4 separate regions of the Homo sapiens genome follow, and all the other regions are linked to region 4. The links are chromatin contacts, found by Hi-C or POLR2A ChIA-PET in ENCODE. All regions are on one chromosome and are shown on one strand. Each heading gives the region's core, a stretch centred on a gene start or an enhancer-like site at or near the end of the contact. The rest is flanking DNA. Distances are from core to core; before and after follow the strand shown. Region 1 holds the start of GAPDH (glyceraldehyde-3-phosphate dehydrogenase). Region 2 holds the start of TAPBPL (TAP binding protein like). Region 3 holds the start of FBXL14 (F-box and leucine rich repeat protein 14). Region 4 holds the start of CCND2 (cyclin D2).

Region 1 (6,613 bases), core at 3,365-5,864, 2.3 Mb before region 4:
GAGGCCCGGGAGTAACTGCCCAAAGCAACTGAGCCGTTCAGTGGCAGAGCCAGGGGTCTGGACCTAGGTCCCAGCTACACGCCTTGCCCCTACCCAAGTTCCCCTAAGGACGATGATGGAAATAAGTCACCCTGACACATCTCAGTTCATCTTCCTCAAAACTATGCGAGGTGGGCATTTTTACCGATTTTTAAACATTATATAGTCCTTACCGCCTTGGGCATGGTTTTAGGTACTTGGTTTACCTAGATGAATCCTGCTTGAAGACCTTAGGGGCTGGCCACGATGTCCTCAGATAAGACACGAGGGCACAGAAAGCAATAGAGCACGTGCTCAAGACCTCACAGCTGCGGAGGCCAAGCTGGAATTGCCCGCTGCAGCTCAGCTCCAGGCTGAGCTCCACTAACCAGTCAGCGTCAGAGCCCAGTGCGAGCCCTGACTTCCTCCACCTGTCAGCCTCCCTGGGGCTGCCCACAGAATAGCTTCTTCCATGTTTGGCCAACAGCAGATAGCCTAGGACTGGAGCGAGGAGAGGAAAAGGCCTTGTTCTCTGAAGTAGTGGTGCCAGCTTCCTGTAGCACTCAAGACGTCTGAGCGGGAAGCAAATGGTTCTCGAAGCAAGCAAGGCTGTTTGGAGGCCCTACCCTCAGTCTGAGGAGAACATACCAGGTCCCTCCCCAGCAAGAATGTCTCACCTTGACACAAGCCCAGCTTCCCTCCCCTCTGCCCCAGACCCTAGAATAAGACAGGACAAGTAACTGGTTGAGCACAGGGTACTTTATTGATGGTACATGACAAGGTGCGGCTCCCTAGGCCCCTCCCCTCTTCAAGGGGTCTACATGGCAACTGTGAGGAGGGGAGATTCAGTGTGGTGGGGGACTGAGTGTGGCAGGGACTCCCCAGCAGTGAGGGTCTCTCTCTTCCTCTTGTGCTCTTGCTGGGGCTGGTGGTCCAGGGGTCTTACTCCTTGGAGGCCATGTGGGCCATGAGGTCCACCACCCTGTTGCTGTAGCCAAATTCGTTGTCATACCTAGAAGATGAAAAGAGTTGTCAGGGCCCTTTTTCTGAGCCAGCCACCAGAGGGCGCCAGACCCTGCACTTTTTAAGAGCCAGTCTCTGGCCCCAGCCACATACCAGGAAATGAGCTTGACAAAGTGGTCGTTGAGGGCAATGCCAGCCCCAGCGTCAAAGGTGGAGGAGTGGGTGTCGCTGTTGAAGTCAGAGGAGACCACCTGGTGCTCAGTGTAGCCCAGGATGCCCTTGAGGGGGCCCTCCGACGCCTGCTTCACCACCTTCTTGATGTCATCATATTTGGCAGGTTTTTCTAGACGGCAGGTCAGGTCCACCACTGACACGTTGGCAGTGGGGACACGGAAGGCCATGCCAGTGAGCTTCCCGTTCAGCTCAGGGATGACCTTGCCCACAGCCTTGGCAGCGCCAGTAGAGGCAGGGATGATGTTCTGGAGAGCCCCGCGGCCATCACGCCACAGTTTCCCGGAGGGGCCATCCACAGTCTTCTGGGTGGCAGTGATGGCATGGACTGTGGTCTGCAAAAGGAGTGAGGCCCTGCAGCGTACTCCCCACATCACCCCTCTACCTCCCTCCCCACCTTGAAAGGAAATTATGGGAAAGCCAGTCCCCAGAACCCCCAACCCCAGGGTTGCACGCAGCCCCGGCAGGGAGGAGCCAGTCTTGGATGAGAAAGGTGGGAGCCTCAGTCCCATTCCCCAGCTCTCATACCATGAGTCCTTCCACGATACCAAAGTTGTCATGGATGACCTTGGCCAGGGGTGCTAAGCAGTTGGTGGTGCAGGAGGCATTGCTGCAAAGAAAGAGGGAGCGGGGCGCAAGTCAGGGGAGCGTGTCCATAGGGTGCCAGGCTGGCCGCTTCTCCACGGGCCCTGCCTTCCTCACCTGATGATCTTGAGGCTGTTGTCATACTTCTCATGGTTCACACCCATGACGAACATGGGGGCATCAGCAGAGGGGGCAGAGATGATGACCCTTTTGGCTCCCCCCTGCAAATGAGCCTACAGCAGAGAAGCAGACAGTTATGAACCCGGGTCCTGCCTTTGCAGGGCTGAGTCAGCTTCCCCTCCCGCGGGCCCTCCTGCACTCACCCCAGCCTTCTCCATGGTGGTGAAGACGCCAGTGGACTCCACGACGTACTCAGCGCCAGCATCGCCCCACTTGATTTTGGAGGGATCTCGCCTATGGGGGTGGGGGGGAGATGGGGACAGGACCATATTGAGGGACACAAGGTTACCATATACCCAAGGGAGCCACACCATCCTAGTTGCCTCCCCAAAGCACATTTCTTCCATTCTGTCTTCCACTCACTCCTGGAAGATGGTGATGGGATTTCCATTGATGACAAGCTTCCCGTTCTCAGCCTTGACGGTGCCATGGAATTTGCCATGGGTGGAATCATATTGGAACATGTAAACCTGGGGGAATACGTGAGGGTATGAAGGGGCTGCCCATCAGCCAGGTGGCTCCTCCCACACCAGCTTTGGGGCTCACCATGTAGCACTCACCATGTAGTTGAGGTCAATGAAGGGGTCATTGATGGCAACAATATCCACTTTACCAGAGTTAAAAGCAGCCCTGGTGACCAGGCGCCCAATACGACCAAATCTAAGAGACAAGAGGCAAGAAGGCATGAGGAGGGGAGGCTCCTCCAGAATATGTGAGCAGCCCTAGGCCACCTCCCCATTAAGAGGGCGAATGCAGCATCTCCTTACCCCCAGGAGGGCCCAAGAGGTTGAATTTTATCTCCCTTGAGCTTCCCTGCCAGGCTGGCCTGGCTTAAGGCATGGCTGCAACTGAAGGCTCCAGGGCTGCCCAACACCCCCAGTCATACGAAGCCCTTCCAGGAGAAGCGGCCATGTGGGGCACTGCCACCCACAGTCTGGGCACAAGCTTTGTACATGGTATTCACCACCCCACTATGCCACCCCAGGAATGCTTGCTGCTGCCTAGCTCAGCTGCACCCTTTAGGGAGAAAACGCTTGTACACTCAGCATCATCAAACTCAAAGGGCAGGAGTAAAGGTCAGAAATTAACTGGACAGGGCAAGCCCACCCCTTCTCTAAGTCCCTCCTACAAAAGGGACAGAGACTGGGGCGGGTGGGAAGAGGGGAAGCTGTATTTTAACCCCCTAGTCCCAGGGCTTTGATTTGCCAAGTTGCCTGTCCTTCCTAGCTCTTTTCCAGAAATCAGGAGTGGGAGCACAGGTAAGTGCATGTGTGTGGGGAGAAGGGATGGGAGAGAGCCCCAGCCCAGGCCCCCAGCTACAGAAAGGTCAGCAGCTATATTTAACCTCAGACCAGGGTGCGGTGGGAGATCTGGTTTCCGGAAGACGGAATGGGGAGAAGGGCAGGTTCCCCGAGGCGCCCAGACACCCAATCCTCCCGGTGACATTTACAGCCTGGCCTTTGGGGTCGGGTCAACGCTAGGCTGGCAGGGGAAGGGCGGGGCCGTGAGGTGAGCCGGCGCTGCAGGAAGGGGCCACCACCAGAGGGGCCATTTTGCGGTGGAAATGTCCTTTTCCAACTACCCATGACTCAGCTTCTCCCGGCTTGGCACCATGCCACAGCCACCACACCTCTGCGGGGAGGGGACACAAGAGGACCTCCATAAACCCACTTCTTTGATTTACCAGAGAATAATCTAGGAAAAGCATCACCCGGAGGAGAAATCGGGCCAGCTAGCCTCGCTCCACCTGACTTCCCCGCCACACGCGACTCCACCCATCGAGGCAGGAGCGCAGGGTTAGTCACCGGCAGGCTTTCCTAACGGCTGCCCATTCATTTCCTTCCCGGTTGCAACATGGCGGCCGCTCTACCGCAGGCGCAGCATCCGGACAGGGATGCACCCGCTGCGCACTAGCATCCCGGGGCCTGCGGTGCCGGAGGCCGTGGGGGAGGGGCTCCTCTGCGACACGTGACCCCGCAGAGCGCGAAAGGAAAGAAAGCGTCCCCCACCTAGGGGTCCGGGTCGGGATCTCGGGCGGGAGTAGGGACCTCCTGTTTCTGGGGACTAGGGGAAGGAGGCTCCGGGCAGATGGCGCCGCAAGGGCGGAGCTGCACAGGGCGCCACAGCCTGGGTGCGGGGCTCCGCCAGGTCCGAGCGCTGACCTTGAGCTCTCCTTGCGGGGAACAGCTACCCTGCCCCCATACGACTGCAAAGACCCGGAGCCCGCAAGGCTCGTAGACGCGGTTCGGGGGCGGTCGCAGCCCAGGGCCCCCCAGCCACCCGCGAACTCACCCGTTGACTCCGACCTTCACCTTCCCCATGGTGTCTGAGCGATGTGGCTCGGCTGCGCGGAGGGAGAGAACAGTGAGCGCCTAGTGGCCCCGGCCGACACACACGCCTCCCCTCCCCTCCCCCACCAGGCCTCCATGCCCAGCCCGCGCCGCATCACGTCCTCCGCCCGCCCCTGCAATGCGGAGGCCGCCCGGGCCCACCCCGCAGCGGCGCGAACACATCCGGCCTGCGCCCGCCCCTGCCGCCTTCAGGCCGTCCCTAGCCTCCCGGGTTTCTCTCCGCCCGTCTTCACCTGGCGACGCAAAAGAAGATGCGGCTGACTGTCGAACAGGAGGAGCAGAGAGCGAAGCGGGAGGCTGCGGGCTCAATTTATAGAAACCGGGGGCGCGGCGGCAGGCGGTGACTCGGACCCCGCCTCCCGCCAGGCTCAGCCAGTCCCAGCCCAAGGTCTTGAGGCCTGAGCTACGTGCGCCCGTAAAACCGCTAGTAGCCGGGCCCTACTTTCTCCCCGCTTTTTTTTTTCCGCAGCCGCCTGGTTCAACTGGGCACGCACCGAGCGTGTGGGCCCCGACGTAGGGGGGAAGGGACTGAGATTGGCCCGATGGGAGGTGATCGGTGCTGGTTCCCAGGACTGGACTGTGGGCAGCAGGACACTAGGGAGTCAAGGACGGGGACCCTTACACGCTTGGATGAAACAGGAGGACTTTGGGAACGACTGAGATGGGGAATTGGAGCCGGAGCCCAGCACCGCTCGCGGCTGCACGCGGCCTGCCCCCTCCCCTTTCTTTCTTTCAAAGGCTGAGAGGCGGGAAAGTTGGGGAACTTCTCCTCGAGGCTCTGCGGTAGTGACACCGGACTGCTCAGGCAAAGGCCTAGGAGGGGCCCATGGGCCTCGGGCGGGGGCCCGTGGTTCCTTCCCAGCCCCCACTTCCCCCTCCCCATCTCCTGGCTCCTGGCATCTCTGGGACCGAGGCCTGGGCTGGGCACTGGGCACTGGGCACTGGGGGCCTGGAGAGGAAGGAGGCTCGGGAGGCGGCTTGAGGGGGAGGGGGAGGTTTCTGCACGGAAGGTCACGATGTCCTGCAGCCCTGTAGCCTGGACCTGATAATTAGGGCAGACAATCCCGGCCCTGTGTGCACCAGCGGCTCTCTCCGGGCTGGGGCCCCAGGCGGAGGACAGGATGGCTGGTGGGGGCCCAGAGGCCTCCCACAAAGGCACTCCTGGAAACCTGTGGGCTGTGCTGCCTAGGGAGAGAGACAGTGTGCCTTTCATTCCATCCAGCCTGGGGCGAAGAGCGGGACGTGAGGGCGGAAGTCCCTCCCCGCCCTGGGACGTGCAGGCGAGCCAGGAGCCAGGGACTCCCTTTCACTGGCTGCGCCGGGGGATATTGAGGGCAGGGTGAGTCAAGAAGAGGGAAAAAGTGGGAAAAGAGGTCTTGGGCACACGGTGGGAACAGGTCCCCTGCCCCCTCCCACAGGGGATCCATTCTTCTGGTAGGAGGGCAGAGGGCCAGGTTTGTGAGTGTGGGATGGGAGGGTGCTGAACACTTGTAAGGAAGGGGGTGGGGTGGGGTGGCCTTGGCCCATCAGCAGGTGCATGGGAGGGGGATCCCGGGCCTCTTTGCTGGCCCAGCATAACCTGACACCAGCCCCCTGCCCTTCTAGCTAAAAGCCGGTTGCTAAGTTTAGCCTGCCTGGTGATAATCTTTGCTTAAAAAGCACCCACAGGACTCCAGTCCCTGACCCTGCCTTTCTGGGATTGCCTTTCCTGCTGGGACCCAGAGCCAGGCTGTGTCCTCGTCTGGCTGCCACTGGCATGGTTGGTGCGGGCTTTTCACAATGACCACCCAGAGCAGAGTAGCAAGAGCAAGGCAAGAAGGTCCCTAATGGTGAAAGGGGTGGGGTGGGGGAGTGGAGGAAGCCCCACCTCTGACTCAGCTATTCCTGCAACCAGGACCGTTAACCCTTTCTCATTGAGAGCATTAAGAGCACCTCCATGCTCCTGCACCACCCAAGCGTGATCTTCCCCTCTGCCTCATGCTTGTCATTTTTCATTACTGTCTTCTCCCCGCAAAGAGGGAGCTCAGTGCCCAGGGAGCACTACTGACGTAGTGTGCTGTTGTCATGACAGCAGAGGCACCAGTGTGGTCACGACAGCCAGCTCACAGCCTCCGGTTCGAAGGTGACTCAGCAGAGAAGACTTGAGGAGCTGGAGAGGGGTGCGCAGGCTTCAGGGGGCAGCCCGCCTGCAGCATAGCTCACGCCCTCTGCAGACCCGGGAACAATGAGGAATGCTGGGAGACAGGTCTTGTCTCCTGCAGAGCTGGAGGGGATCATGATCTGAA
Region 2 (3,617 bases), core at 1,118-3,617, 2.2 Mb before region 4:
GCAACCACCGTCTCTCAGGTTCAAGTGATTCTCCCGTCTCAGTCTCCTGAGTAGCTGGGATTACAGGCACCTGCCATCATGCCCGGCTAATTTCTGTATTTTAGTAGAGAGGGGGTTTCACCATGTTGGCCAGGCTGGTCTTGAACTCCTGACCTCAGGTGATCCACCTGCCTTGGCCTCCCAAAGTGCTGGGATTACAGGCATGGGCCTTCGCACCTGGCCTGACTCAGGGGTTTTTAGGAAGAAAGGACCAAGGCCTAGGGGTGCCCTGAGGTGACCAGTGTGGATGGAGGTGGATTTGTTCCCTTTCTTCTTCTGTGCCCCATATCTTACCACTTTAGAAAAGCAAAACTTTCTGTGACTTGCTTTTCTTTTCTTTTCTTTTTTTTTTTTGAGATGGAGTTTCGCTCTTGTTGCCCAGGCTGAAGTGCCATGGTGTGATCTCGGCTCACCGCAACCTCTGCCTTCCGGGTTCAAGCGATTCTCCTGCCTCAGCCTCCCTCGTAGCTGGGATTACAGGCACCCGCCACCATGCCCGGCTAATTTTGGTATTAGTAGAGACGGGGTTTCACCGTGTTGACCAGGCTGATCTCAAACTCCTGACCTCAGGTGATCCACCGACCTCGGTATCCCAAAATTCTGGAATTACAGGCGTGAGCCACCACACCTGGCCTTGCTTTTCATTTTCTTACCTGCAGTTCGCACAGTCCCCTGGGGGCTCAGTGGCAAGTTCAGCGTCGGGTGCCAGAGCGCCTCATTCTTGGTGACCCTGGGAGTCTTCATCACCAAGGAGATGCTAGGTCCCCCTCCAGAGACCTGCATGTTGGCCATGAACCAAGCTGCTGTCTTAACAGTGGTCTCTGTCATCTGGAGAAAGTAGCGGGAGATCTCACAGGTCACCTCCTTCCCACTGCAGTCAGCATGGAGCAAGGCCTCGGCCTGGGGAATCTGGACCAGGTCCACTGGGGAGAAGCAGGGCACACACAGAGGGCAAATTAGCGTGAGAACACCAGGGCCAACGGGAGGCAGTATGTGTGGCTGTAATCGGGACCTGGGCTGTCCTGGTGGAGGGAGCCCGGGAGGACCAAGGACACAGGTGGAAGGCTTTTACCTGAGGCCTCAAAGATAATAGGTGGGTCATCTTGGGCCAGTGTGCCCCCTTGGAAATCGGTGAAGTCCTCCAGGGAGCCATCGTCCAGCACTGGCACCTGCTTCAGCACAAGGGAGGCCCTTGCCCTGTCCTCACTGCTGGCGAGAGCTCCACGGTGCGCACCGTCCTTCGCCAGGAAGCAGTCTAGGACCACGTCCACTGCCCGCCACTGCCCCTCTGCTGGGTGGGGCTCTGCAGACAAAGGCTGGGGTGAGCACCGCCTTCCCCAGAAAGCTACTCCACACTTGCTTCCTGCCCCCGCCCTCAAGCTGTGGAGTCATCAAAGGGTAAAAGTTGCCATCCAAGATCCTAGCTGTTTCTGTGTCCCTCTATTCTCCCGTCATCCCCAAACCAGCTTTCTGGAGAGCACCTGCTAGTCCAGGCAAATACTTCTTGGTGAGAGTTAAAGTCCTGGATTTGCCTTGCTCAGAGGAGTTTATGCTTGCATTTCCAACTGTTGAATAAAAGACTATCTTTTCAGTCAAAGGAATTCTCAGAAAACAAGCAAGTGCCACCGCAGAGAGAGGAGACTGGACAGTTACTGTTGCTGGGGCACTGACAGCCTGCACTGCTTTCTCCCATTTCGGGTAGCCTTCCCCTCCCCCGCCTTCAAGGTCACCTTCCAAGTGATTTCCTCACCTGGGGAGTCCTTTCCTCTTCTGAAGTGTCAGCTCCCAGGCCAGTGCCCTCTCTGTAGGACAGTGGCTCCTGACCACAGCCACAGAGGCAGCCCCTCTTTAGCATTTTCCCTGTGGAGTCCCCACCCTCCCTCCACACACACTATTGGTTCCTTCCTTTGCCAGCCGCTGAGCCTTTCCCCTGTTGGGCTTAGAAGGCGATGGGGTCATCCCCGGCCCCTTTGCTCTTCTGGAATCTCGGGGAGGGTGGCACCCTGGGGCTTCAGTAGCTCTTCTCCCAGCCAGCTCTCCCCGACTCCCAGACTCACTGGTTTCTGCTGCTCCAGATAGAGCCAGGCAGAGCAGCAGGCACCAGCCCTCCTGTGTGCCCATGGAGGCTGCTCTCGAGTTCCCTCCTTGCCCACCGCCCTTCTCCACAGTCCTACGCTGCTTGCGAGGCCCGGCGGAAGAAGGGGGCTCTCCAAGCACACCTGGCAGCCTGCAGCCTTTAGGTTTCTTCCCTGTTCCCTCTGCTGCCGACTTTTCTTTCACTTTCACTTAGAGCAAGATGGCAGCCCGCGTCCCTGTGTGAAGCCGTCTGCAGCAGCTGCCAGAGCCCTGCTTGCTGTTTCCTTTCTCACCACCCACCTCACCCGGAAATCCCCTGGTGATTTCAAGACCTGACCTCTGCACCCTTTTGCTCCCCACCTGTCCCAAAAAAGTGGAGCTATAACTGTGGGAAAAGGGGATCTGAAGTCAGACACAGGATCCACAGTAGCCTGGGGACCTTTCTCACCCCCGCCCTTAAGCAGGCCCCAACATAACCGGCTGAGAAACCTCCTCTGCCAGATCCTGACCTGAGCCAGGAGGCGGCCAGGAAACTGGATTTTGGGACTGGGATTTCAGAGAGGAAGCTGGAGAGCTGCAGGGTGGTCATCTGTCACTTTATTTTGCCCGTCTTGTAGCATGTGGGTCTTTCGCAGCAGGAAGTGTGTTTTACAACCAGAGCCCCCGCCCTCCTGCAGCGCAGGCGCAGCTGGCTGGGCTCCTGCTTCCCACTCTCCACCTCATCCATATTTGTCCTCGTCCCTGCCAGTCTCGAAAAGGCACTCTGTCACGTGTACACAGGAAAGGGCCCTGACAAGAGGATGGGACTGCAGTTGTGGCTGCCAGGTCTCACTCTCCCTTGGATGGTCGGCGGGGTGGGGGTGGAGGCCAGGGCTGTAGTGCAGCTCCCGCAGGTGCTGGCTCAGGGGGAGCAGGCAGGCTCCGGTTTTCGGTAATCCTCCTGGATGGGGATGGTGCTGCCCTCCTCCTCCCTGGGGCAGCTGTAATGACAAGGCTCTGCAGGCTCCACAGGACTTTCTCCTTTGTCTGCAGAAGGAGATCCGATGAGTCTTGGCCAGCAGTGGGGGCAGGGGGAGACGGGAGAAGGAGATGGGTAGAGGCGGGTGCGCTTGGGGGAGGGGTGTCAGGAGCACGCCAGCTAAGGGGAGAGAAGGGGTAGGACCAAGGCTGGTGAAGTGGAGCTGGTGGGTTTCAGTGAGATTCCAGGCGTGGGCAGTGGGGTTGAGCCAGTGGGGTGTGGTGCAGGGGCAGGACCGGAGGCCTGTGTTCTGTCTCTTACTTGATCTATATTTCCTTCGTTGATGGAGGAACAGGGCCCCGGCCAGGGTGAAAACAAGGAACATTCCAGAGAAGATCACAAGGATGCGAATAAAATCGGAGCTGCACAGGGATCTTTGGGCTGTAATAGGAGGGGACACACAGGGGTTAGGGGAGGGTCTAGCCCTTGGCTCCCTCAGCCCAGCCCTCCTGTCACCTTGCCTCTCCCCTTTCCCCCACCTTAT
Region 3 (6,164 bases), core at 3,083-5,582, 2.7 Mb after region 4:
GATTTGTTTATCCATTCATTTGTCAATAGACATTCGGGTTGCTTCTAACTTTTGGTATTACGAATATCATTACTATGAACATGGATGTACAAATAGCTCTTCGAACCCCTGCTTTCAATTCTTTTAGGTACATACCTAGAAACAGAATTGCTGAATCATACGGTAGCTCTATTTTTAATTTTTTGAGAAATGGCCATACCGTTTTCCATAGCAGCTGCACAATTTTTTATAAGAGAGATGGGGTCTTGCCATGTTGCCCAGGCTGATCTTGAACTCCTGGGCTCAAGCAATCCTCCCGCTTCAGTCTCCCAAAGCACTGGAATTACAGGTGTGAGCCACTGTGCCTGGCCCACAACTTTACATTCTCACCCACAGTGCACCAGGATTCTACTTTCTCCAGATCCTCACCTATACTTGTTATTTTCTGTTTTATTAATAGTAGCTATCCTTATGGATATGAGGTGGTATCTTACTGTGGCTTCCATTTGCATTTCCCTAATGACTAATGATGTTGAGCCTCTCTTCATGTGCTGTGGATCACCTGTGTATCTTCTTTGGAGAAATGTCTATTTAAACCCTTTGCCCATTTTTAAATTGGGCTTTTTTTGGTTGTTGTTTCTGCTTAAATCTTTTATTTGCAATCAGTGAATCAAATCCTCACCCTCTCTTATCTTTAATATTCTGTCACGAAGAAGTGTCGAGAGAGATGCTCTCCTACTTAGAAATACTGAGCAACAGAATGAATGTTACTCTCAAGAAACCTTGAAGTTGGAAAGGCAGCATTTTATTATAAACCTCAGATTACTAATGGCTGCCCAGAACTCTCGAAGAAGTTTCGATATGTATGAAGTCTTTCATAAAGAGATTATTATTTATATTATCCATCTCATTCACTTCAGTTCAACAACACTGACAAAATGTCTACTACATAGCAGGCATTGTGCCATAGATACACTAGAGTTCAAGGAAAATAGACACAAAATATTTTAACTTTTTTTTTTTTTTGACAAGGTCTCTTGCTCTGTCGCCCAGGCTGGAGTGTAGTGGCACAGTACCAGCTCACTGCAACCTCTGTCTCCTGGGTTCATGCGATTCTCATGCCTCAGCCTCCCGAGTAGCTGGGATTACAGGCATGTGCTGCCATGCCCGGCTAATATTTTCGTATTTTTTTTAGTAGAGACGGGGTTTCACCATGTTGGCCAGGCTGGTCTCGAACTCCTGGCCTCAAGTGATCATCCCGCCTCGGCCTCCCAAAATGCTGGGATTAGAGGCATGAGCCACTTTGCCCGGCCTATGTTAACTCCTCTGACCCAACCCATAAACTAGACTCTGGGCCACTATTTTTGGAGATATATATATATATATATATATATATATATATATATATATATATATATATACTTGAATGAGGAGTTAAAAGCTACAGAGCTCTTCTGATCTTTCCTGCCAGGTCTTCCCCTTCTGAAGGAGAAAGTATGAATCCTTAGGTAAGCCTGATCTTTGGGTTGGGCCTCTCAATTTTCCCACCCTACCCAGGTGAAAAGCACATTCCATCTGAAAAATCTAGAATTAAAAAAAAAATTCTTTGTAAGGCTTTGGAGAGACTCCCTACACAAGGCTATCATTTCTGCTTTTAAATAGGCTAGTTAAAAAACTTATGGTTGCAACTTGTTAAATCATATACAAAAATCTCAACCAGTTTTAAAAATATGAAGAGCAAGCCACAGGATTTTCTACATTGGTATACATCTTTGCCAGACAATCAGAGTCTCCTGTCTATACATATTCTTCATATATTTTTGTGTCCTAAGTCTGAGCATAAACCAAAGCTCCCAGGAAGTTATTGTATTCGAAGTTATTCTTAATATCTGGAGCCTGCATTAGGAACAATGTGTAATTGTTCCATGGGTTAAGGAGACAGTATGCTAGGCTCTTGGCCTCAGAGTGTTCCTACTGGAAAGGTCCCTGAAGATTACCTAGTCAAATCATCCTGGTGTTACACAAGGAAACCGAGACCCAGAAAGGAGAGTCGTTTCCTCAGTAGCATAAAGTCACCAGGTGTTCAGATTCGGCATAGGGCTCATTCTACGCCCTAGTTCCTTTTCCCCGGGAATGCTTTTTCTGTGATGCTTCTTGATGCTATATTTTCCTATTTATTGAAGGTGAAAATAGTCATATTGCTGAAAATCCTTATAATATATACTTGAGTGCCTTAAATAAAAGGCTTTGTGTTAATAAGATTCTAGAATTCAAGAAAAACTGTTGTTAGAACGAGGACCAGATGGCCAACTTCTAGAGAAAGTGCTTCCAGATACCTCTGAATGACTCTTCAGATTTGAGAACAAGGGCCTTTCTAGAGAAGGAAAACCATTAGGCTCCTTCTTAGTCCGAGGCTGGTCAGGCCCCTTGTCTAAAATTCCCCCCAAATGTGTGGGGTACTTTGTTTTTTATTAAGCAGGATTAAGTTACACTAAGGTGCTTTGGATTAAGGCCTTGACATCAACCCAAACACATCTAGGTGCACAGAACAATCAAAAAGTGACTTTTGCGCAGAATTTAAGGTAAACGTTTAGGCAGAAGTGACTGAGAAGAATAAAAGCCTAGATAACCTCCAGGAGAAGAGTGAAGCCCAGGCATACCCCAGAATCGTGACACTTACTGCCACCGTACATCTGGATGTACTGGATGACTAACAGTACAGTCTATTTTTTCAAGAAGGTTATAAAAATCTATGGGCTCCACACTGCGTGTAATGTGGGTGAGGTAACAAGCTGGCGAGAATTTTTGCTTCTGCATTTCCTGATTTAGGAAAGAGGAGTGGTAGGGGTGTAAAAGGTGTATTATGCCTATTACTGAATCTGTATGTATTTGGTCTAATAGTGGTTGCTTGGGCAAAAGTTACTCTCCTACACTGAATATGGAACCCCTTCCAAATCTTGTTCAGGTCCTCAAAGAATCAATGAAACCATTTTCCCTTTCTGATAAATCCGCTGGTCTTGTATCTAGTTGTGTGGATCCATAAATTAAAATACAGAGGATCATTTTCTCTGATCCAAAAATTCTTGGTTTGGGGGTAGTTAAAATGAAACTTCTGAAATTCTATCCTTAGTACGGACATTTAGGACCCAGGGGCTACATCCTAGAATGGAATTGTGCCCTGCTTCCATAAAACGGTTGATAAACCAACAGACACGACTGGATTGTCTTAAACCAAGTTCAACTGTCATTCCATTTTAATCAAAAAGTAAATTGGATTCAGCATATACGAATATATTGACTATCAGTACAACTGAGCCATACAACTGATAGTCTAAGGCTGATGACAAGGAGAAAGCTCCTAAAACAAGGCTTAGGGGAAGGCTGTTCCCCTGTAAGCAAAGCGGACTGAGGGCATTGGTGGCGCAGCAGCGTTCAGAAGTAGAGGGAAGTTTTGATGTATCAAGTACCGAGGGAAACACACACAGCGTGTCTGGAAACCATCAGAAGATGCTAGAAGGAAGTAGTCATGGATAATTCTAGAAATTTCTAGAACACCGACTGGAGGGGGTCATTGTTTAAGATGAGTACAGCCGAGTTTCTCTCCAATTTAAGACACAAGACTGGAGAGAAAGGCGTCGTAGTAAACAGCCCCAACCGGGGGAGCAGGGGGTGTGATAATGAGGCGTTAAGGGGCATTAGGGACAGTAAGAAAAGGAGAGTTGGGGTGACGATTATTGAGCACTGCTATAGGAGGCGGCTCTCGCAGGGATAATCAAGGGAGAGGGGTGTGAAATAAGGGTAACGAATTGCAGGGGTAAACTGTGGGAAGGGGCTGCGCAGACTTCAACAGCAAAGAAAAAGAAGGAACGGGGCTGGGGCGTGGCCCAGAGAGGGAACGGCTCAATAACGGGCTACCGGGTGAAAAGAAGCCGGGTGGGGAGGCGCTCTGCTGACAGCTGCCGCTCCCCCGTGGCGCCCACAGGGTTAAAAATCAGGGGCCACGGGACCAGGCCGAACTCGGTTTCCAGGGCAACGGCTCCACAGTTCCGGCAGCGCAGGCCCGTACCATTGCGCGGGCGCGGGGGAGCGGGAGCGGCGGAGGGGACGCGCTGCAGGGCGGCGGAGCCGGGGCCGGCCCGGGCGCTACCAAACGCACGGCCCGCCTGCTCGCCCGGGGTCTGCGCCGAGCCGCGCTCCGGCCGGACGGCCGCGGCGTCCTTGGTGCGGGGGCCGGCAGCTCCCAAGTGGCCGCGGACGGCGGGGGAGAAGGAACGCACGCCGCCGGCCGGGATTGGCCTCCTGGTCCCCCCGCCTGGGCGGCGGAGTGCGGGCGGCCCGGGGCTGGGAGGTTTGAAAAGCGGGCGAGAGACAAAGGCAGCAGGAAGCCTCCTCCGCGCCCGGAGCCCGTGCGCCCGGCCCCCGGGGCCCCCTCGCCGCCCGCCGGCCCGCGGAGCAGCGGCGGCGGCAGGAGGCGGAGGATGCGGCAGGGGGCGTGGGCGCGGCGGCGCGGGCGGAGCGGCGCGGCCCGGGCGCGGCGTGGGTAGAGCCGAGGCGGCGGCGGCGGCCGGCCTCCGGGAGCGAGAGCGAGGCGCCTTCCCCGCCCGGGATGTGAGCGCCGTGCGGAGCCCGGGGCGGGGGAGGGCCGGGCCGGAGGCGCAGCCGGCAGGAAGGAAGGACGGACGGACCAGGAGGAGGAGCGGCGGCGGCGGCCGGAGCCGGAAGGCGGGGAGGGGCCGGCCGTTGGGCCCGAGGCGGCGGCGGCGGCGGCGGCGGCGGCTGGGGAGAAGCGCTCTCGTCGCCTGCCCGAGGCCGGAGCGGCGGGGCCCGCGCCTCCTCCCCCCAGCGCCGCGGAGGGGGGAGGAGGAAGATGGAGACCCACATCTCATGCCTGTTCCCGGAGCTGCTGGCCATGATCTTCGGCTACCTGGACGTCCGGGACAAGGGGCGCGCGGCGCAGGTGTGCACCGCCTGGCGGGACGCCGCCTACCACAAGTCGGTGTGGCGGGGGGTGGAGGCCAAGCTGCACCTGCGCCGGGCCAACCCGTCGCTGTTCCCCAGCCTGCAGGCCCGGGGCATCCGCCGGGTGCAGATCCTGAGCCTCCGCCGCAGCCTCAGCTACGTGATCCAGGGCATGGCCAACATCGAGAGCCTCAACCTCAGCGGCTGCTACAACCTCACCGACAACGGGCTGGGCCACGCGTTTGTGCAGGAGATCGGCTCCCTGCGCGCTCTCAACCTGAGCCTCTGCAAGCAGATCACTGACAGCAGCCTGGGCCGCATAGCCCAGTACCTCAAGGGCCTGGAGGTGCTGGAGCTGGGAGGTTGCAGCAACATCACCAACACTGGCCTTCTGCTCATCGCCTGGGGTCTGCAGCGCCTCAAGAGCCTTAACCTCCGCAGCTGCCGCCACCTTTCGGATGTGGGCATCGGGCACCTGGCCGGCATGACGCGCAGCGCGGCGGAGGGCTGCCTGGGCCTGGAGCAGCTCACGCTACAGGACTGCCAGAAGCTCACAGATCTTTCTCTAAAGCACATCTCCCGAGGGCTGACGGGCCTGAGGCTCCTCAACCTCAGCTTCTGTGGGGGAATCTCGGACGCTGGCCTCCTGCACCTGTCGCACATGGGCAGCCTGCGCAGCCTCAACCTGCGCTCCTGTGACAACATCAGTGACACGGGCATCATGCATCTGGCCATGGGCAGCCTGCGCCTCTCGGGGCTGGATGTTTCGTTCTGTGACAAGGTGGGAGACCAGAGTCTGGCTTACATAGCCCAGGGGCTGGATGGCCTCAAGTCTCTCTCCCTCTGCTCCTGCCACATCAGTGATGATGGCATCAACCGCATGGTGCGGCAGATGCACGGGCTGCGCACGCTCAACATTGGACAGTGTGTGCGCATCACGGACAAGGGCCTGGAGCTGATCGCTGAGCACCTGAGCCAACTCACCGGCATAGACCTGTACGGCTGCACCCGAATCACCAAGCGCGGCCTGGAGCGCATCACGCAGCTGCCGTGCCTCAAGGTACTCAACCTGGGACTCTGGCAGATGACGGACAGTGAGAAGGTCAGGTGAGGGCGGCAGCACCAGCTCCCCTTGTCCCGCCCTGTTCATCCTCCCATTACCACCGCCCCCACACACTCACACGCACACTTACGCACAGATCATTGCAGCGGATGAGATGGGGCTA
Region 4 (6,172 bases), core at 873-3,372:
GGGGGAGGGGACCAGAATGCGTGATAAGAATAAAGAACAAAGATGAGGAAACTGGAGTGAATCAGAATAGCCCATCAGTGCTTTGGTATTCCCAGGGATCCTATAAAAGGGGGTGAACTACAGCTCCAAAACGGGGAGTCGGAGAAGTGCGCAGCAGCCGCGGCAGCTCCGCGACGCTCCCTTTGGCTACTCCTTCGCGCACTCTAACTCACTCACTCTTTTTTGGATTTCGTCATCTTTTCAAAAAATCAATAAAAATATTCTGGAGGCTCCGGGGGTCCACTTCTTGGTCTCATCCGGATCCCCAGATCCTCCTCTATCATTCCCGACAATTGGAAAAAATGTCTGGGGGGGTCCCTGCGGCCCAGGGGCCGCTTTTGGGGGGGCGGGTGAGGAGAGGTGGGGAAGAGAGGGGGAGGGAGGAGAGGAGGAAGAGCGCCGCAGCCTCGGCAGCTGGAGTCGGAGCAGGGGGGGATGGTTTCAAAAAATAATTAAAAATCGAGGAAATATCCTAGAAAAGCCCTTTTGGCGTGAAAACCCCAAAGAAGAGCCAGGCTTCCCGAAACAGAGGTTTCGGGTGCCAGAAAGGTCTGTATTCCGACCCCTGGGGCTTTGGATCCCGGGAGGAAACTTGAAGGGGTGAGCGCCGCGGCGGGAGTGTCCGGCTGCGGCCCACAAGGACAGAAACTAGGGAACGCGGTGACGAGCGAGGGGAAAGACGGGAGCAGAGAGCCCTGGAAAGAGGCACGGGGGGCTCCCACCTCTCCTTCAGGGGTGACCCGGTATCCCCCCTACACACACCCCCTCCCCCCCTTCCTACCCCACCCAAATCTCCGCACCGAGGAAGCTGGAAAACCAAACTGTAAGTAATCTTCGTGAGGTGGGGGGTGGGGGAGAGGGCACGATTAGAAGTGGGGTGGCCGGGATAATGGGGTGCGAGGGTAAGCGGGCGACGTTTCCCAGCCTTTCCAAAGGGAGTTTGCAAAGCAACATGGCGAAACCACGGCAGGTCCAGAGCTGTGCATACGTGGGCACACGGCTCGCTGGGCAAAGACTTGGAGTGAGGGGCAAGAAGCGGTTCTTTTGGGTTCCCCTGAAACACGCGTTTCTTCAATGGGACTTCCGGGGCTCCCGAATTCCCCGTTTCTCTCCTTCTCCCTCCTCCCTCCACCTCCCCGGTGAAGTGCCAGCGCGGAGTCGCGACCACAGGCGGGGACCTGAGGCCAAGACGAATTTGCTCTGGCCTTTTGGGGGGGGTTGCCTTTCTACTCGGGGTCCCGATTTCAGGCCCCGACTCTCTTCCTGGCCGCAGCGCAAGCAGCCGCGGCGGCTTCGCAAAAGACAGGTCGCGAGGGGGGTGGGAAGAAGAGGCAGCCACATGCAGGAACACGCGCGCGGGATGCTCCCCTACCCCCGCCCAGGACAGCCTCGCTTCTCCCAGATTTTCCTCCCCCCTCTGCCTCCCCAGTTTATCTGGAGAGGAACAGAAATAAAGCCACGCGTCTCGCCAGAAGGCGCGCGGTAAACTCCCGCACAGGAGCCGGGAGGCCGGCGCGGGGATTGCCCTCTCCCAGGTTTAGGGCTCCGGCCGGGGACCCGAGCATCCGGAGGGGTCCTGGCTCCTGGCGAGCGCCACCCCCCGACCTACCTCCAGCATCCAGGTGGCCACCATTCTGCGCATGTAGGGTTGGATGTCCTTCTGCACGCACTTGAAGTAGGAGCACTGCGGAAGGTAGCGCTCCTCGATGGTGAGCAGGTTCTGCAGGACGCGGTCGTCTCGGAGCAGGTTGCGGTCCCGCACGGCCCTGCGGACCGGGTCCACCTCGTGGCACAGCAGCTCCATGGCCAGCCCGGCGGCCCCTCTCCCTCCTGCTTTCCCCGGCCTGGAAAAAGGTTTTTCTGTTTTTGTTTTTTGGAAGGGGAGGGGAGAGCGTTCCCCTGACCTCCTTCCTTTGGCTAAATAGGGGGTTTTCGGGGGAGAGGTGAGGGCAGAGAGAGAAGGTGGAGCAGAAGGGAGGCGAGGATTGGGTGGTGGGCGAGCAGAGCCTCGGGGCTGCCTCACTCGCACCGGTCCTCCCCTTAAAACTGGTCTCGCTCTCCCCTGCTCGCTCTTCTCCGCTCTGAAGCGGTGACGCAAGCTGGCTGGGCAGTTAGCTCTCCTCCCTCTCCCCGCGCTCCCCGCTCTGGTTCCTCCTCCCCTTTCCTCCCCTCCCGGTCCTCCCCTCCTCCTTTCAATCTCTCCCTCCCTCCCTCCTTTTCCCCTCTCGTTATTAAGGAGAACAGCAGCTGGCCCGACCCAACTTCAAACGCGGTCCCCCGCCACCCCCCACCCCTCTCCCTCCATCCAGCCCTGCATGCCAGGGGCCCCGGACAGGGCAACCCACAAAAAACTACCGACTCCTATTTCTGCCCTCTAATTTCACTCATTCTGTAGGTGTAGCACGCCAAAATACGACCCTCCAACTTTGGCTTCTTCAAAACGGATCCTAATCCTCCTGCCCTTGTATTTAAGATCCAGGAATGTAGGGTAGATTATCTGAAGATGGGGTGACCTCAGACAATTTAGAAATAGGTCCCTTAAGTGAAAAATAAGGGAGGGGGTGATTTTAGAAAATAGCAACCTCGCATACCCAGAGATAAAGGTCATGTCCCTGAAGTCTGTGTTCCTGATAACTTCGAAGCTGTTTCGAAAGCCCCGATTAAAGGGACCAGAACAACGTCCCTTCTGCCCCCCCCTGCAGAGTGTGTGCAGAGGAAGAAGAGGGAGGGAGAGGTGGGTATTAGGAAGGAAGGGGGGTGCTTCTCTGGAGGGATAGAATGTGATCCTCGAGCAGAAACCATCGTGTTTCTGGGGGCTCTTCGGGCGCCGTGGGGCGACGCGGTGCAGCGTCTAGGGCCGCCGCAGGCCGGGGGCAGGGCTCCCAGCGGTTCCCCCGCGGCCAGCGGCCACGCAGGAAAAACCCGCTTCCTCGCCCCTGCATCTGCTGACAAGCCGCCCGAGGTGTCTGCGCTGAGCGTGGCCACACCGATGCAGCTTTCTAGGAAATGGCCCGGGAGGGGGAGGGGGCGAGTGAGGGATTAGGTCCGGCTCCCCCTCGCTCCCCCTGCGCAAACACCACCACCCCTTCCTTTCCCCGGAGGCATGAGGCCTCCACGCTCGGTCCTTCGCCCGCATCCTCGCCGACCCCTCCGGTTTCGCGCCTCACTCGCCAGGCTTTCTCCCTGGGAGCCGACTGCGGTGAAGTCGCCGCCAGCACGGTCGGCCCTGACACGTGCTCTAACGCATGCTTGAGTCAAGGCTGTCTTTACAGGAGATACGATCTGGTGGCGTTTCTTCACCTCCTTCCTCCCGTCACCCCCCACCCCCACCGCGCCCTTTGGTGTATTTCACTCCAGGAGGAAGGGGAGAGACCAGCGCCCTGATGTGCTGGCCAAGCTGGCACGTGCAGCGGGCATGGCGTGGCTCGAGCTCTCTGGGCACACCGAGGCCGACTGAGTGCCTCCCTCACCGAGAGAGGGGGCCCGGGCAGGGGCGCGGAGAGCCAGCAAGGCGGGGTGGGGCGCGGGCTGGGTGAGCCGTACACTAGGTTCCCTGCAAGGCGGAGGAGGGGAGCGAATAAACTAGAGGTGCAAGCGATTAACTCAGGCCCCGGAGCCAGCCTCTTTAAACGAGGGTGGGGCGGAAGGGGTGGTGGGGGGGAAAGGAGGGGATATCGCTTTAAAAGGGTGAGGAAGAGTTTGGGGCGCCGTCTCCCCTCCCTCTATTTGCATAGCCAATAGCTCTGGGGCTCCTGCTACTGCGCGCTGATTGTTACCGGGCAGATTACTTTTTTTTTTTTTTTTTTTTTTTTTTTTTAGTAGGACGCGTTCCCCACTACATCAAAAGGAAGCCAAGGGAGGGCGGAGGGAGAGCGGGCGCTGGGGCGGGCGAAAGCTGGGGAGAGGCCCGGCCGCCTCCGACCTTATCAATAGCAGCGGGAATGAGTATCCCATCTCCTATATGTAAAGAAAGGGGAGGGAAGGGGCGGGCGAGGAAAATGTCTAATTGCTGTGGAAGCCATTAGCTTTCAGGAAGAAAAAAAGCTCGCTGAAAAACCCAAGTTGCAAACTCAAAATGAAACAGTCCAGCGCCGCGGATGACACCCGGGCCGAATACCGTGTACACCCGCACACAGTCGGCCCCGAACAATCACCTATTGGTTTTAGTCACGTTGGGCTTCCCGACTTAAGCTTTTGAGTCACCCCGGATAAGGACATTCACTTACATTTTAAGACCCCCATAAGGGAATTACTCCAATTTCACCTAAGCCACCTTTGAGCGGATCAAAGAAAGTTGCAGCGGGGAGAGGCGAGAGAAGGAGGGAGGGCGGGAGGTATTTTTAAAGTATAAATCTAACCCGACAGGCAAGGGACAGAGGCCGCCGGGGCTCCCAGCCTCTGGACATCACTTGATATAGCTCTGCGAGCAAGGTCTCTTCCACCCCGACTCCGCACACCCCCCCTTCTCCGGGGAAAGGCATCCAGAGCTCTGGGTCTCCCGAAGTGGGGGCAGCGGGGGCGAGGAAGAAGCGGGTGGTCGTCCCGGGGCCCAGCCCACCCCGAGGAGAATGCCTGGGTGGCGAGTCCTCACGTCTCGGGAGTGAGCCGAGGGCCCTCTCGCCCCTTCCCTCTCCCCCTCCCCCTACTCCGTCTTGCTTTACAGAGAAATTCCAGCGGGGAGGGGGGCAGCGAATGGGAGGGGCAGAGAGGGTCGCGGCCGGATGCCCCCCCTTCCCGGCGCCCTCTGCATTCATGGAGACCCGCAAGTTCGGGCGCTTCCCGCGTGGCAGGCTCGCCTCTTGAAGTTCCCCTGTCCACTTCCCCTTCCGATTACTGACTGTTCCCGAGCGTGAAGCTCGCCATCGAATCCAATCCCCGGTGGTTTTGCAGACTCTCACACGTGGGGTGGGGCGTGAGAGGGTGCGGAGGTTGGCAGGAATGTCTCTAGGAGGCTTGGACTGGAAACTGAGTTTTCCCTTTTGGTCGCCACTCCAGCCATGTGTTAAAACCCTAATGTCTTGTTAAAATGCACTCCACCTAGCACGCGGGAAAACGCATGTTGCCTTCTAGGCAAAAGTGCACACTTTCTTTCAGTGTAGACTTCGGTTTCAAGAAAAAGCGCAAGAGCCTGTGCTCTGGCTTTGAAGTCCAAACTGATCACCGTGGCGCGGGGGTGGGGGGCGGCGGGAGGGGGTAGATTGTTGGTTCTTCCTTATCTCCTTTTCACCCTTCACGGAAAAAAAAATACATATATATATATCCCATGTAGGACTGGTGATAAACTTTAGCGAACGCCAGTTTTATTGGACTTTTATTCTTTTTCCGGCCGGCTCCCCACCCTCTACGCTAGCGTTTTGGAGTTTCGGTTGGAAAGTGTACAAAGCCTGGAGGTGGAGGGTGCAGCAGGGTGTTGGGTGTTTATAGGCACTTTTCTGCAGGAGCCTGCAGCACTAAGCACACATACTCCCAAGCTTACCTGGAGGATGCCTCCCAGCCAGGTGATTCCGCGGTCGGCTCAAGGCCCGGGAGCAGCGCGAGTTCGAGTCCCGCCTTCTCCGCGCAGGGGCGCCTAGGCCAGGTGGGGAGCGGGTAGTGACTGAGTTCAGGCTCAGAAATGGGAGCCACTGCCTTCCCCTCGGCTCCCCCAAAGAGTGGAGCTGTGTTTGTGTTTCTCCGTGGAGGGATGGACGGTCAATCAAAACCGAAAACCCGACTGGCAAAATGCGAGGGGACACATAAATCCGAGGGGACACATAGGAGGCACATCAAGAGGAAGGAGGGAGTGCAGGCAAAGTAGAAAAATGCGGACAAGGAGAAGAGGAAAACGTCGGGAAGCGGAGAGCACGGGGGAGCAGGGTGGGTGGGGACGGGCAGTGCGATTGCAGGTGTTCACTCGCTTCCGGGACCCTCTGGTCGCAGCCGCGCCCGCCGGGGCGCTGGGCCGCTGCGTTCTGGAGGGGGGCAGAGTCCGCCAGGCCTGTGCATCCGCACTCCCTTCGGCGAATTTCGGCTTGGACGGGGCTGGATTACTGAGGCGGCAGATGCGACAGGCGTGAGTTAAGAAGGCGAGCGCCTGCCGTCTGTCACCCACCTAGCATCTCACTCCCCTCCCTTCGGAAAAAAAAAAAATTAA

What was found. A loop is a pair of places that touch in the nucleus more often than their neighbours do. ChIA-PET counts read pairs that join two places held with the same protein, here RNA polymerase II (POLR2A). Pooled maps may share reads with other maps.
Region 1: a loop to region 4 is called in a pooled map, with 7 times the contacts of the local background. The contact joins the promoter of GAPDH here to the promoter of CCND2 in region 4. A Hi-C loop is called at or near these places in 1 of 168 maps with a recorded cell type or tissue (transverse colon) and 6 of 50 pooled maps. POLR2A ChIA-PET finds 5 or more read pairs at or near these places in 1 of 52 experiments (H1).
Region 2: a loop to region 4 is called in a pooled map, with 4 times the contacts of the local background. The contact joins the promoter of TAPBPL here to the promoter of CCND2 in region 4. A Hi-C loop is called at or near these places in 6 of 50 pooled maps.
Region 3: a loop to region 4 is called in a map of naive thymus-derived CD4-positive, alpha-beta T cell, with 11 times the contacts of the local background. The contact joins the promoter of FBXL14 here to the promoter of CCND2 in region 4. A Hi-C loop is called at or near these places in 2 of 168 maps with a recorded cell type or tissue (naive thymus-derived CD4-positive, alpha-beta T cell and vagina) and 9 of 50 pooled maps. POLR2A ChIA-PET finds 5 or more read pairs at or near these places in 1 of 52 experiments (T-cell).

Annotation. Positions count from the first base shown.
Region 1 is chr12:6,532,518-6,539,130 of GRCh38, reverse strand. GAPDH (glyceraldehyde-3-phosphate dehydrogenase) reads right to left here and starts at 4,614. Exons shown (of 9, transcript NM_002046.7): 1 at 4,562-4,614; 2 at 4,270-4,321; 3 at 2,538-2,637; 4 at 2,341-2,447; 5 at 2,121-2,211; 6 at 1,915-2,030; 7 at 1,741-1,822; 8 at 1,135-1,547; 9 at 760-1,030. The coding sequence starts at 4,298. The coding sequence ends at 961. It overlaps GAPDH-DT (GAPDH divergent transcript), which reads left to right and starts at 4,724. Exons shown (of 2, transcript XR_002957397.2): 1 at 4,724-5,667; 2 at 5,988-6,613. It also overlaps a transcript of IFFO1 not described here. RefSeq lists enhancers at 1,739-2,512, 4,061-4,834, 4,835-5,608, 5,609-6,382, 6,343-6,472 and silencers at 4,323-4,462, 5,183-5,432.
Region 2 is chr12:6,450,792-6,454,408 of GRCh38, reverse strand. TAPBPL (TAP binding protein like) reads right to left here and starts at 2,367. Exons shown (of 7, transcript NM_018009.5): 1 at 2,097-2,367; 2 at 1,112-1,342; 3 at 693-962. The coding sequence starts at 2,160. CD27 (CD27 molecule) reads right to left here. Exons shown (of 6, transcript NM_001242.5): 5 at 3,395-3,514; 6 at 2,696-3,141. The coding sequence ends at 3,017. CD27-AS1 (CD27 antisense RNA 1) reads left to right here and starts at 2,892. Exons shown (of 6, transcript NR_015382.2): 1 at 2,892-3,617. RefSeq lists enhancers at 2,068-2,667, 3,098-3,257, 3,348-3,557.
Region 3 is chr12:1,592,749-1,598,912 of GRCh38, reverse strand. FBXL14 (F-box and leucine rich repeat protein 14) reads left to right here and starts at 4,332. Exons shown (of 2, transcript NM_152441.3): 1 at 4,332-6,040. The coding sequence starts at 4,847. RefSeq lists enhancers at 3,628-3,697, 5,068-5,257, 5,775-6,164 and silencers at 3,958-4,827, 5,808-5,857.
Region 4 is chr12:4,269,712-4,275,883 of GRCh38, reverse strand. CCND2 (cyclin D2) reads right to left here and starts at 2,122. Exons shown (of 5, transcript NM_001759.4): 1 at 1,649-2,122. The coding sequence starts at 1,843. The region is part of intron 1 of CCND2-AS1 (CCND2 antisense RNA 1); the gene reads left to right. RefSeq lists silencers at 2,192-2,281, 2,812-2,931, 3,712-3,831, 3,816-4,007, 4,632-4,701.